2 separate regions of the Mus musculus genome follow, and region 2 is linked to region 1. Evidence: chromatin loops called from intact Hi-C (ENCODE). Cell type or tissue: left cerebral cortex. All regions are shown on one strand. Links, peaks and the distances in the headings refer to the core of each region. The heading gives the core; the rest is flanking DNA.

The links. A loop is a pair of places that touch in the nucleus more often than their neighbours do. Peaks named below come from ENCODE experiments on the same cell type or tissue, not always from the same donor. Only the 100,000 strongest peaks of a DNase experiment are listed, where the experiment ranks them.
Region 2: it touches region 1 in a loop (2.9-fold over the local background); 3 of 42 quality-filtered maps call a loop at or near these places.

Annotation. Positions count from the first base shown.
Region 1 is chr8:12,380,722-12,386,352 of GRCm38, forward strand. It overlaps Sox1ot (Sox1 overlapping transcript), which reads left to right and starts at 5,050. Exons shown (of 8, transcript NR_027975.2): 1 at 5,050-5,309. In left cerebral cortex, for the core only: no CTCF peak of the experiment used is centred there; DNase peaks (open chromatin) are centred at 3,387, 3,533 and 3,875; H3K4me3 peaks cover 988 bases; H3K27ac peaks cover 533 bases.
Region 2 is chr8:12,326,785-12,332,415 of GRCm38, forward strand. Gm51562 (a long non-coding RNA gene) reads right to left here. Exons shown (of 3, transcript XR_003947512.1): 2 at 3,897-4,423; 3 at 1,460-1,969. Among named protein-coding and RNA genes, the nearest start is that of Gm51562, 2.9 kb to the right of the region's middle. In left cerebral cortex, for the core only: a CTCF peak has its summit at 3,513; DNase peaks (open chromatin) are centred at 3,530 and 4,237; H3K27ac peaks cover 262 bases.

The DNA of each region.
Region 1 (5,631 bases), core at 1,965-4,464:
CATGTTGCACACCATACGCCTGTGTCTAAGAACTCATCCTGTAAGCAACAGGGCTGAAACTCTTCACCACCAACAGTGCTTGCCCTTTGGAGAGAGGAAAAAAGTGCTGTGCCAGCTCTGTTCAGCTGGGGTAGAGAACAATTCGATGTATAAGTTTCATTCCTATTCAACAGTCTTTGGGGTTGGGGTTGGTTGCATCTTGTTTACTATATGGGTTAAGAACTGGGAAAGAACTGGGAAGAGGAAGAGGAAGAGGAAGAGGAAGAGGAAGATGAAGAGGAAGAGGAAGAAACTGTGCCTTGTATCCAGTTAAACATGAAGATGTAGCCAGGCAGTGCTGGCACATGCCTCTAATCCCAACAGCAGGCAGATCCTTGAGTTGGAGACCACAGAGAGAGAGAAATAGAAAGATACAGAGACAGAGACAGAGAGATAGAGAGAGACAGAGATGGGGAGAGAGAGGTATACACAGGCACATTGAAATAGTCCTGGCCATCTTCAAGGCTGACTTCCTGTCATCTGTAGCCTTCAAGCCTCTGGCCCCAGGATGCTAACCCTCTTGGATTTGCTGGGCCTGACCCTCACAGTTTAACCTGGAACCCTGTAGTTCTTACCAACGTCTTCACTGCCCGTGGGGACATTGAGCAGGAGTTACTGCCCCTTCCTCCTGAAGATTTGCATCCTTCAGGTGTAAGAAGTGTATCTAATGAAGACCTGATCCTGTCAAGCGTTGCCCTGTGGCAGGCTCAGCTGTTCTTTGCACTGTTGGCACTAATCAGGGATGCCTGCCGAAGGGGACCTCTATCCTGTTTTAACCTCTCCTTCCAGGAAAGCAATGCACTGTGGGAGATCTGTGATTAAGAACTCAGACAGAAGGTTAAAATATGTATCGTGGGTATATTCCAAACTAATTAATCCTGCAGACCTATGGAAACTGTCTTTTAAACTTTTGTAGATCAGCTTGATGTGATGGTGCACGCCTTTGATCTCATCCTTGGGTAGCAAAGGCAGGCAAGTCTCTGAGTTTGAGGTCAGCCTGGTCTACAGAGTGAGTTCTAGGACAGCTAAGACTACACCAAGAAACCCTGTTGCTTTTCCCCCCAATTAAAATGTCATTAAAGTCAATGGCACAGCAGCATGCTAGGCATATTGGCCACTGTAATGGTCAGTTTGTATGTTTGGGGGTGGTTGGGGTGAGCCTTGTTTTTACTGCAGTCCCTTAAAGAGACCATAAGGAACCATAAAGGTCTGTGTCAACGGTGTGCCCTTCATCCAGCACGAGAAAGACTAGGTCTCAAGCTGATCAGAGAGTCAGAGGGTTGCAGTGACAGAGCACTGGTCACCATTATAACATAGACACTGACTAGAAGGCCAGGACATCTCCCACACAGGACACTGCAGCAGAAATACCAACTTTCTGGAGGGAAGCCCTGAGAACTTCTAAATCTTCTTAAACTGCATTTTCTGATGCAATTTGAAAATTTTATTCCCACCGTCTAAGTTCATGTATAAATCCAAAGAAGAGAAGGAAGGGGAGGAGGGGAGAAAAGAGGAGGAGGGAGAAGAGGGGAGAGGAGGAAGAGAAGAAAGAGAAGTGGGGGAGGAAGAGAAGGAGGGGAGAGGAGAAGGAAGAGGAGGAGAGGAGGAGAACGAGGAGGAGGAAGAGGAGAAGAAAGAGGAGCTGATAGGACAAAGAGACAAAGAAAAGTACACTGCCTGCCAAGGTGTCTGGTATCCCGGGTACGAGCCAGACTTAACCTGAAAAAGACAGATTCAGACAGATATTTCCGCAGGAGCAAAGCCCTGTGATTCAAATTCTTACTGCTGAATAATCCTCTCCTGATGGAGAAGAGAGAGTAGACACCCTCACCCAGTGTAGTCCCCAGTGAAGAAATACAAAAGCCACAGGGTTCCCCTCCAACTGCTAAAACAAACAAACAAACAAACAAACAAAAACAAAACAAAAAAAACAACAAAAACAAAACAAAAAACCCCCACACACTTAAAACCACGGGCCCTTGTGTCTGACCTGCTGTTCAGATCTTCAAAGGAAGATCCTGTTTGTGTGCTGGCATGGAAGGCCAGCCTCTGAAAGCCTGAACAAAGATGTTCGCTTGAGCCTTGAATCCAGAACCTCCGCTCTTTGGTCCCTCCACGCTTCCCATAGCAATTGACAAAGCCTGGTCTGTGTCAGACTCCCAACTCTGGCGCAGAAAAACAAACACTGAAAGCAGCCGCTCTGCGCTAGGCACCGAGCCTCCTTGACTCTGGCCTGAACACAGCCAGGCTTAGGATAGGGTCTGACTCAACCACAGACCTTTTGGAAGTTTCTGCGGGCTCAGTTTGTCTCCTAAAGCCTAAAAAGGCTTGCTATAGCATAGCGGCCAAGGAAAGCGTGTGGCCTGTCCACCAAACTCTATGCAATGTCCTGGATCGGCAAAGAGCAGCCAGGGTCTACAAAACCAGAGCTGGAGACTGCATAGAGAAGTCCAGAGAGGCATAATATCCGCCCACCCCCACGGCCTGCAAAATTGGTTGACCATGAGCTTCTCCCCTGCCTGAACCAGAGAGACCCGTCCTGGTTTGGACAGACTCCCAAGGTTGTGTGTCCAGTACCTAGAGCCAGTCTTTGACTTGTAGAATCCTGCACCTCCCCTGCACCGAGGATCCGAGGATCCAAGGATCCGTGTGCACAGGAGCTCCCCGTGATGCGGGTTAAACTCCACTTCACAACCCCCATTGATACGGGTTTGACATCTGTTTGCCAGAGTGTTTTGCACTTAGGCTAACACCCACTATTAAATGACAAAACTGTGACAGCCTGTCAAAGCCAGCTGACTGGCAGCTGCTCCGCTCACAAAAACCATTCAAATATTTGCAGGTTCTGAGTCTTTACACACTGTTGTACCCAATCTTTCAGTGATTTAACATGTAAAATATAAGTCAAAGTTTTAAAGCCGGATTCCAAAATGTTTCCATTTTCCATACAAAAGGAAAGCGCTTCCCGGTGTCTGCTGGAACGACTCCAACTCCAAAGTCTCCTCATTTCCTGCCCCCAGATTCCTGCACAAACCCGGGTTTTTGAGGGGGGAAAAAAAAACCAAGGCCAAACTCCCTCTTCTTGGTGTTGCCGACATTTGGAATAACTGAGCTAAATTATTTAAAACTCCAAGGGAATGCAGTTTCTCAGAAAGAGATTGAAGAAAAGCAAAAACAAACAAATAAACAAAAACCCAAAAATGAGTCACCAAGGACTTCCGCCGGTTTTATTCTTCCTCTCGGTCAGACCAACGTGTCTTTGGGGGAAAAGCCTTGCAACTAGGGAAAGGATTCCTGGACAGCTCCTCGGCTTCGGCGATCCTCTGCACACTAAATCCCCGTACTGCATGCACACCGAAATCGCTCGGTCCGATTAAGAAATAATTTGCAAATGACAAAGTGCTTGCCTAGATTAAGATCCACGGAGGGAGAGTCATGTGGGGTTTTATCCCTGAGGTTAGAGCCAGACACGGATCTGCTGAAAACCTGCAGCTGCGGGGGGAGGGGCGCATGCATTTGTCCAGGAGAGTGTGCTTCAGATAAGTACACACTGCCAGCACCCCGACCGGGTGAGCAAACACTGGTACTGTCACGTGTGCTTTGTTTGTACAATTTTTATACATACATATATATATAAAGTGAACGTCTTTCCTTAGGTTGAGAGTGAATTGTAAATGCTTTGGGAGTTATCATCCCTTTAAGAAAAGAAAGAAAAAAGAAAGTTTGCTCCTGGAACATTTCCTAGGTGTCGCAGAGGGTTTGGGTCTCCAGTCCAAAGTGCTGACACCTTCCTACAGTTAGGGACCAAAGGGGAAAGAGAGACCTGGAAGCGAGGAGAAACTGAAAGCCAGACTTGAGCGGCTGCAGCCGGGCTCCTTCTCAGAGGTTCTCTCCTGAGCTGCATCCCGTCCCGGGCCGTTCACCCTGCTTAGCGGTGGGCTGGTCGGCAGCTCCAGCCTTGCAGAGGCCAGGGTCAGGGACCCGCCAAAGGAGGGGATTACAGAGTGTTGGGAGGGTCGTGCCCCCCCCCCACCCATGCAGACAGGCTGGCCACGCAATGGCTACTGCCCCTGAGAGTCCCGCCCCACTCCCTCTCCCTGTGTGCACCCTGACAGACTCCTGTCTGGGCGACTTTCTTTTTCTTTTTCTTTTTTTCTTTTCTTTCCTTTTTCTTCGTCTTGTCTTTTTTAACCTGAGAGCTTTGTGTTCACACACTGATCCTTAGACTCTGTCTTTCCTTCTGTTGCTGCCCTTGGTAGAGCGAGCACTGGAGGGGGGTGGGGTTGAGGAGCGCATCGTAGGAGGGGGGAAACCTGCCCTCGCTGCTCCGGGGGAGGCCTGGCGCAGCGCCCACGTCCAAGGTGTCCCCTCGGCGAGACAACAAAGCTCCAGCCGAGAGCAGAGCTGAAAAAAACCCACTGCGAGGACGCGGTGGGGGCGGAGGGGGCGCGCGGCTCAGATCCCGCGCAATGACCGCGCTGACTCAGGAGTGCGGGTGGGGGCGTCCCTCCTGCAAGAGGTAGGGAAAGCCGGAAAGCCGCTCCAGGTGACAGTCGCCGCCCGTGGGATGCCACAAGTGACTGCTGACAGGGATAGGGGGTGCCATCGTCTCTGGAGGAGGGGGAGGAATCCCTATGGTCCAAGGGTCCCGAACCTCTGCGGTCGGGCCAGCGGGAGGGGCGGCGGGCGCCGGCGAATAGGGAGCGGCGGGGACCCGGCTGGGGAGCGGCTAGAGGAGGGCGAGCAGCGGCTCCACCTCCCCGCTCGGCTCGGCGTCCCAGCTGCTCGCGAAGCAACGGCTCCCTTCTATTCACTGCCGAGCAGGAACAAAAACGCGGCTATTTATTAGAATACTTGTTTGGTATTGTTCAGTGCCACACAAAAGGCGCTTCATTATGTGGCGGGATCCCCCTTTTCCAGAGAGAAACAATAACCTGAAATTGTCTTGCGAGTCTTTTCTATCAATAATAAATTTCATTTTCTTGTCTCTCTCGCCTGCAGTGTGTGCGTCTGCGAGTGTGTGTGCCGAACGAGGAGCAAGGAGCTTGTGCGAGCGAGTGTGCGAGCGGGGGTGCGCGTGTGAGTGTGCGTGCGCGTGGCGCGGGCGCCGTCGCTGCTCGGAGCCTGGCCGGGCCGGGGTCCGCGGGCTTCAGCGCGTGCGCTTGGCCTGCGGGGAGCCCAGGTCCCACGCGGCCCGCAACCAGACAGGGCTGCGAAGGTGCAGGCGGGCCAAGCGCTGCGGACCCGGCGGGCTGCAGGAAGAACTAACTGTAAGTGTGTCTCGAACTCGCGCGCGGGGGCTCCACCGGCCGAGCAGGGATTGGTGGCGGGAGAGGCGCAAGGATGGACGCGGGTCTCCATCGATACTTTCCGGGAGGTTGTGCAGGGTGCTCGCAACCTGCTGGCCTCTGTGGAGAGTGGCCCGGTAAGGGGGGGGGGATGAGCTTCCGAGCGGTCTCGCGGGTCCATTGGTCATTTTCTTATCTGTAAGTTCACTCCTCCCCGGTCCTTAGCCTTTCGGATTGGCCACCGCCCAACGGCCCAACGCCTTGTCTAGGTGGATCGCCCTTCAAGATGGAGAAGAAGGGAGAT
Region 2 (5,631 bases), core at 1,971-4,470, 54 kb before region 1:
GGCATGATTATGGGGTATACATATGTGGGGGTGGGAGCTAACCTGTGGCAAGCATGCTAGTTTATCTGTGTCAAAGCTACAATAGTGAAGGCTAGAGCATCAAGCCTGCCCAGAAAGCCATAGTTTAACAGTGGTGCCCAGGTGTCTGATTCATGGATGCTCTGTCATCTATGTGCACATCTATGTGCACAAGTAGGGTAGGATGTGGCAGCTCCGTGTTTGGTCACCTGTGGCAAGCAAGGAATCAGGAAGGAATCTGCACAGCAGGGAAATGGGCTGGCAGCTGATACTGGTAGCGTGTGTGGCCCTGTGCACCTGAGGGAGGCTTGAGTTGCAAGGACAGGAGCACGTGTGGTATCCTTGGAGAAACGAGGCAGAAGGGAGAGAGAAAACAGAAAGCATCGCACAGGCAGACACCAGCATTGTCTGTTCCCAGTGAGGGGTCAGTTCGGCAAGTTCAGGATTAGTAAATTTAATATCCTGTCAAAATCCTCATGATAATGAACGCAGCCTGGGCCGGCTGGCACGGCAGCTCCACACTGCAGCCGGCAAGATAGCGCAGCTAATTTATGAGCGAGGGATTGGGCTGTGCTGGCAAAGCAGGCTGGGTCCAGCAACGGAGGGCGGTCCTTGCTTGATGGAGAGCCATCAGCTAGGGATATCATTGGGTTCCAGTGACCCACAGCATGAGTGACCCTTGTACAGCTCGTTCCTTGGGGCCCTCCCTGGCTTGCAGGAAAGGATGAGGGGCAACGCCTTTCAAAAACTGACCCAACTCCATCTGCCTAAGATCCCGGGGTGGTGTTTGCCATCTGAGGTAGAAGGTGGGCACAGAGTGCTCATGAAGAGGTCAGAGGCTCACTGTATGTTGTGAGAACAGGCATGCTGGGAAAGGGGAAGACTGGGGGCTGCAACTACCTACAGGAGCTGGCCAGGGTGGGTCTCAGGCTGCACAGCGATGCAGCCTGCCTTGCTCCTCGGTGAGGAACATGCAGACGACAAAGTTCCTGTGCAATTTGTCTGAGGCTCCGCACCTCTCTAAGCAGCTGTCACCGCTGTGCATGATGGTGCATTGAATCTGAATGGGGCTCTCCACATCAAAACCTCGCTTCCATTATGATACCATCTCCCGCTCAGAGCTGTAATGCTTATTAATTCTGCGCCCATGCTCCCGGCTGAGGCAAATGTATTCCATCAGCCCAGCATTTAATTTAATTAGTACAGCTGGGCTCTCATTCTCCTCTCTGTGTCAGAGGTATTGTCAGCACGTTCTGCCGTAACACAATTACTGATTGCTTTTAGATAGGCAGAAATATGATTAGGGTATTGGGTGACTGTATCATAAGCCTTATTAGATTCATTTGAAATCTGGAGATAAATAGGAAACTTTTATTTGCAGTGTAATGAGATTATGCTTATTAGGCCAAGGCCTCGCAACCTTTTGCAAAGAACACAGCGGATCGGTCGGATTAGACCCTGGAACTACACTTTCTACTCTCGGCTCTGAGCAGCCACGCGGCCCCGTGCAGACTTAACTGTTGTCACCCTGCACATGGTTTGGATCTCAGCCGCCTGGGTCTCCTCGCCAGATAAAGGATGGGGGCAGCTCTTCTCCTTCTCCAAGTCTGGGGAAACACACCCATCTTGAAATGGAAGAGGAGGGAGCAGTCTTATATTTTGAAAAAAATCCATGTGCGGACTAAAAGGAGTTATTCTTCTCAGTGCATGTGTGTCGTTTATAGAGATTGGCATGCAGTAACCATCTCAAAAGTCCCTGAGCTCCATCAGAAGGCGACCATCCTGCCTGTTGTCATGATGATAGCAAGTGAGTCCCACGGTGCTGCATCCTCCATCCCCAGTGTTCATCAGAGGCCTTGAAGCTCCGTTGTGGGCAGGGCTCCTGAAAACACCCCTTCCTGCCTGGGACGCATGCGCAAAGATGTGGCAGAGCTGTGATTGAGGCTACCTCCTGTGTCATGAAGGAAGACATTGAAATTAAAGTGCAGCATTCCCTGAACTGAGCTGGGGCCGATGAAGTTACTGCTTATAAAATACAGGGCTTTCATATACAAGGAAAATTGTAACGTATTTTCTGAATATAAAAAAAAAAATCAAGGGACAATGCATAAATATTGTTTTTAGAGAAAAGATCCAAAATGTAAAACCTAAATTTATAAAGTGCATGCCATTTCCCTGACTCTTGTGATCTTCTCTGACTTAGTCCATTTTCACTGGGTCACCCTCAACAGGAACGTAATTTCAGCCAAGCTAAGTAGGCTGTTTCCAGTCATGTGTGAAAGTTGCTGTTAACTTACACAAAGGGAGGGACATTTATTTGTTTTGTTTTCAAGGTCTCTATTAACATATCTCAATTATGCACAATAGTGGTCTTCACTGTGACGTTGTATACTTGTAAATACTATATTTCTGTTACAGTCACTCAGTCATCTGCTTTCCAACTGGTCTCTCTTCTACTCTCATGCCGTGTGTGTGTGTGTGTGTGTGTGTGTGTGTGTGTGTGTGCATGTGTGTGAGCATGTATGTGACTATGCATGTATACATTGTGTGCATGCATGTGTGAGTGTGCATGTGTGCATGTGTGCGTGTCTGTCTATGTACATGCCTGTGTGCATGCATGTGTATAAGTGTGTGTCTGTGTGTGCATGCATGTGAGCATGTATGTGTACATATGTGCAAGTGTGTGTCTTTTTATGTACATGCATTGTGTGAGCATGTGTGTGTGCATGTATGTGTGAGAGTGTGTATGTGCCTGTAAGTGTGTGAGTGTGCCTGTGTACGTAAATGTGTGTAAGTATGTCAGCATGCATGTATCCATACATGTACATAAGAGAGATAGAGACAGGGGGAAAGATCCAGTGAGTTAGGGCTGCTTACTGGAGCATGGGTGAGGGTTTTACAGGCACATGGACACTGATTGGTCACTATACTACTGAAGTAGATGTTTCTTTCCCCACCTTCCCAGAAACCATCAACTGCCTGTAGACCCTCAGGAAGGGACGGGACTTGTGAGGCTCTTCCCCCAGCAGCGGGGAGAATTTGTGTTTTAGCTAAATGTATGTTCAAGTGAAGGGCTGTATGCAGAAGAACCTGTGTGACCCCACAACCCAAAGCAAAGAGTAGATGGGAGTCTGAAACTTGGGGGAGCAGAGCTTGTCTTGTAGGTGAGGAAGCTTTGGGGAAAAGTAATGGGACACCTTTATGTGGGAAGTGTACACAGAGCCACTACATTTGACTGTTGAGGATTTCAGAGGTTCAAATGCCTTCAGATCACGACGTGACCATGAAGGGTCCAGCTGAACTCGATCCCTCTGTTCCTGGTCCTCATCTGGCTTCAGGCTCTAAGGTCCGAGGGGTCCTTCTCCTCTGCTAGTCATTGGTCATTTGCGACCCAATCAAATAACTCCTGTGAGGACACGTGATCTCCCTCCCCCTCCCACCCCCTTGGTCCTTGCCAAAGCTGTCAGGCAGGGGGCAGAAGCCTGAGCAGCGCAATCTGCATTTGGCATTGAACCCCTGCTCATGTGATGTTGAAGTTCAGTGAAGGACTGAGGAGGGAAGGCAAAGGAGAACTGCGGGACAACTGGGCCTCTCAAGACAGTTAACTCCCACCAGCACACAGAAAACAGCCACAATTCAGTGTCCTTGGCTGGTGGGAGTCCCTAGCTGCCTCCCCTTCCCCAGCTTGCCAGATAGGCCTTCTAGAGCCTCCCCAGGAAGTATAGTGACACACTGGCAAGTGGCTGCTGTCATGATGTCATGAGCCACTGAAACATGAGTGCAAAATGAAACATTATTTTTTTAATGAAAACTGAATTGAGTATCTTAGAAAACCCAGATAAAAGCAAGTTGCTTTAAAAAAAACAATCTAGAAGTACCTGTGTGTTTGGTCAGTGTAAATCCTGGGCCTGGGGGAGGGGTGGTGATTAGACCCTAAGATCCCACAGTCAGGGGGCTTCCCAGGCAGTTCTACTCAGTTGTCTCACTTTGAGGAAGCTTGGGAGATATGTCAGGAGCCAGTGTTGTTGAGACGAGACGGAGGCTTGCTGAGACATTGTGAGACATTGGCGCCGCGTCAGAAATGTCCATGTTCTTTCTTGGGAGGTAGAGGCAGGAGGCACAAGAGCACGGGGCCAAGTTCAGCTGCATCGATCACTGGAGGCCAGCCTGGTTTACACGGCACCTGTGCCAAAAAGCAAAACCAAAACAACAGAAAGGCATGCTCCACATTAAGATGCTGCAGGCATGGGTCTGAACTGTTCTGCGAGTCCATTCGCCTCCAAAACAGATCTGGCCACAGACCCGTTCTGTGCGATGGATCTGGAGGACTTCCAGGATGGGGGAGGCTCGCGGACCGGCACCGTTCTGACTGCAGTGCAGACTCTAACGACTTTCTGGTGTTCTGCTGAGGTTAACAGAAAGTAAAAGGAGAATGGGCAAGCGCCTAGGATGCGTGTCTGCTGAAGGGAGTGTGGATGACAAGGTTTGGGAGTCTGAGGATGGGCTGGCTCACAGAAGGGTTGGACCTTTCCAACTCGGGAACAGGGAATGGTGTCCATGGGGGCAATTGTTACACCCCATGATCTCGTGCATGTTCTCCACATCCAAATCCCACCCCAACCTTCTCAAAGACAGTCGTCGGGTTAGACCACTCTGTGCCAGTGTGACCTCTCTCAGCTATTGGCATCTGCAAAGAGCTGTCTCCCCCCAACCCTGATCCAGGAGAACTGGGACTATGTGTCTCGGTGGGTGTACAGTCGAACCCTGGAAAGACCAGGTCATATTCTGCACACAGTGGTGACTGTCATATGGTACAGATCTGCAGATCTGTGCCTGATGTTGCCTGTTGCTTCCAGCAGCTGGGAGATGAGCAAGCTGAGGCCCATTGCTGGGATTCAGGGTCAGGAGCAGTCAGCTTTGCTTCACCATGAAGGTATTTAGCTGTGTGTCATCTTTTTTTTTTTTTCCCCCAGCGAATCAGATGACAAGCTTGCTCCATTGCTGATTCAGGGAGTGGCCTTGTGGTGTCTCTGTAGAATCAGGACCCACACTGCGGCACACGTGAAACCCAGCTTGCCAAGGGCACCAGAATAGCCTGGGAACCGAGCAGGACTTTGGACTTAGCATTCAGCACAGATGCCAAGATGGGGCTCTTGATGCACAGCGTCCGGAGGCAGCTTCCAAGCAGATTCTGCTGCCTGCCTGTGCCAGCAGGGGAGAGCTGGCCCACAGCTCAACAAGGGGCGCCAGGATGAGGAACCCCAGCTCACTAAGGCCTGCTACAAGCAGTATAGTTCAGAGTTAGGCAGTGAGGTTGCCATCTCATCTCCAGTCTCTTGGTGAAGGGGTCATTTGGTACCCTGGGTGCTCCAAGACCCCAATCCTCCATTACTACCTGTCTTCATCCATGTACAGCAAATTTGCTCCATTAAAACATAGCCCAGGCACATGTGCCCATACACATCTCACACACACACACACACACACATACACACACACACACACACACACGACCACCACCACCATCATCATCATCACCATCATCATTATCACCATCTTCTCCGTCACCACCACCACCGTAATTTAAACAATAAATTTAAAAGAAAAAGAAAG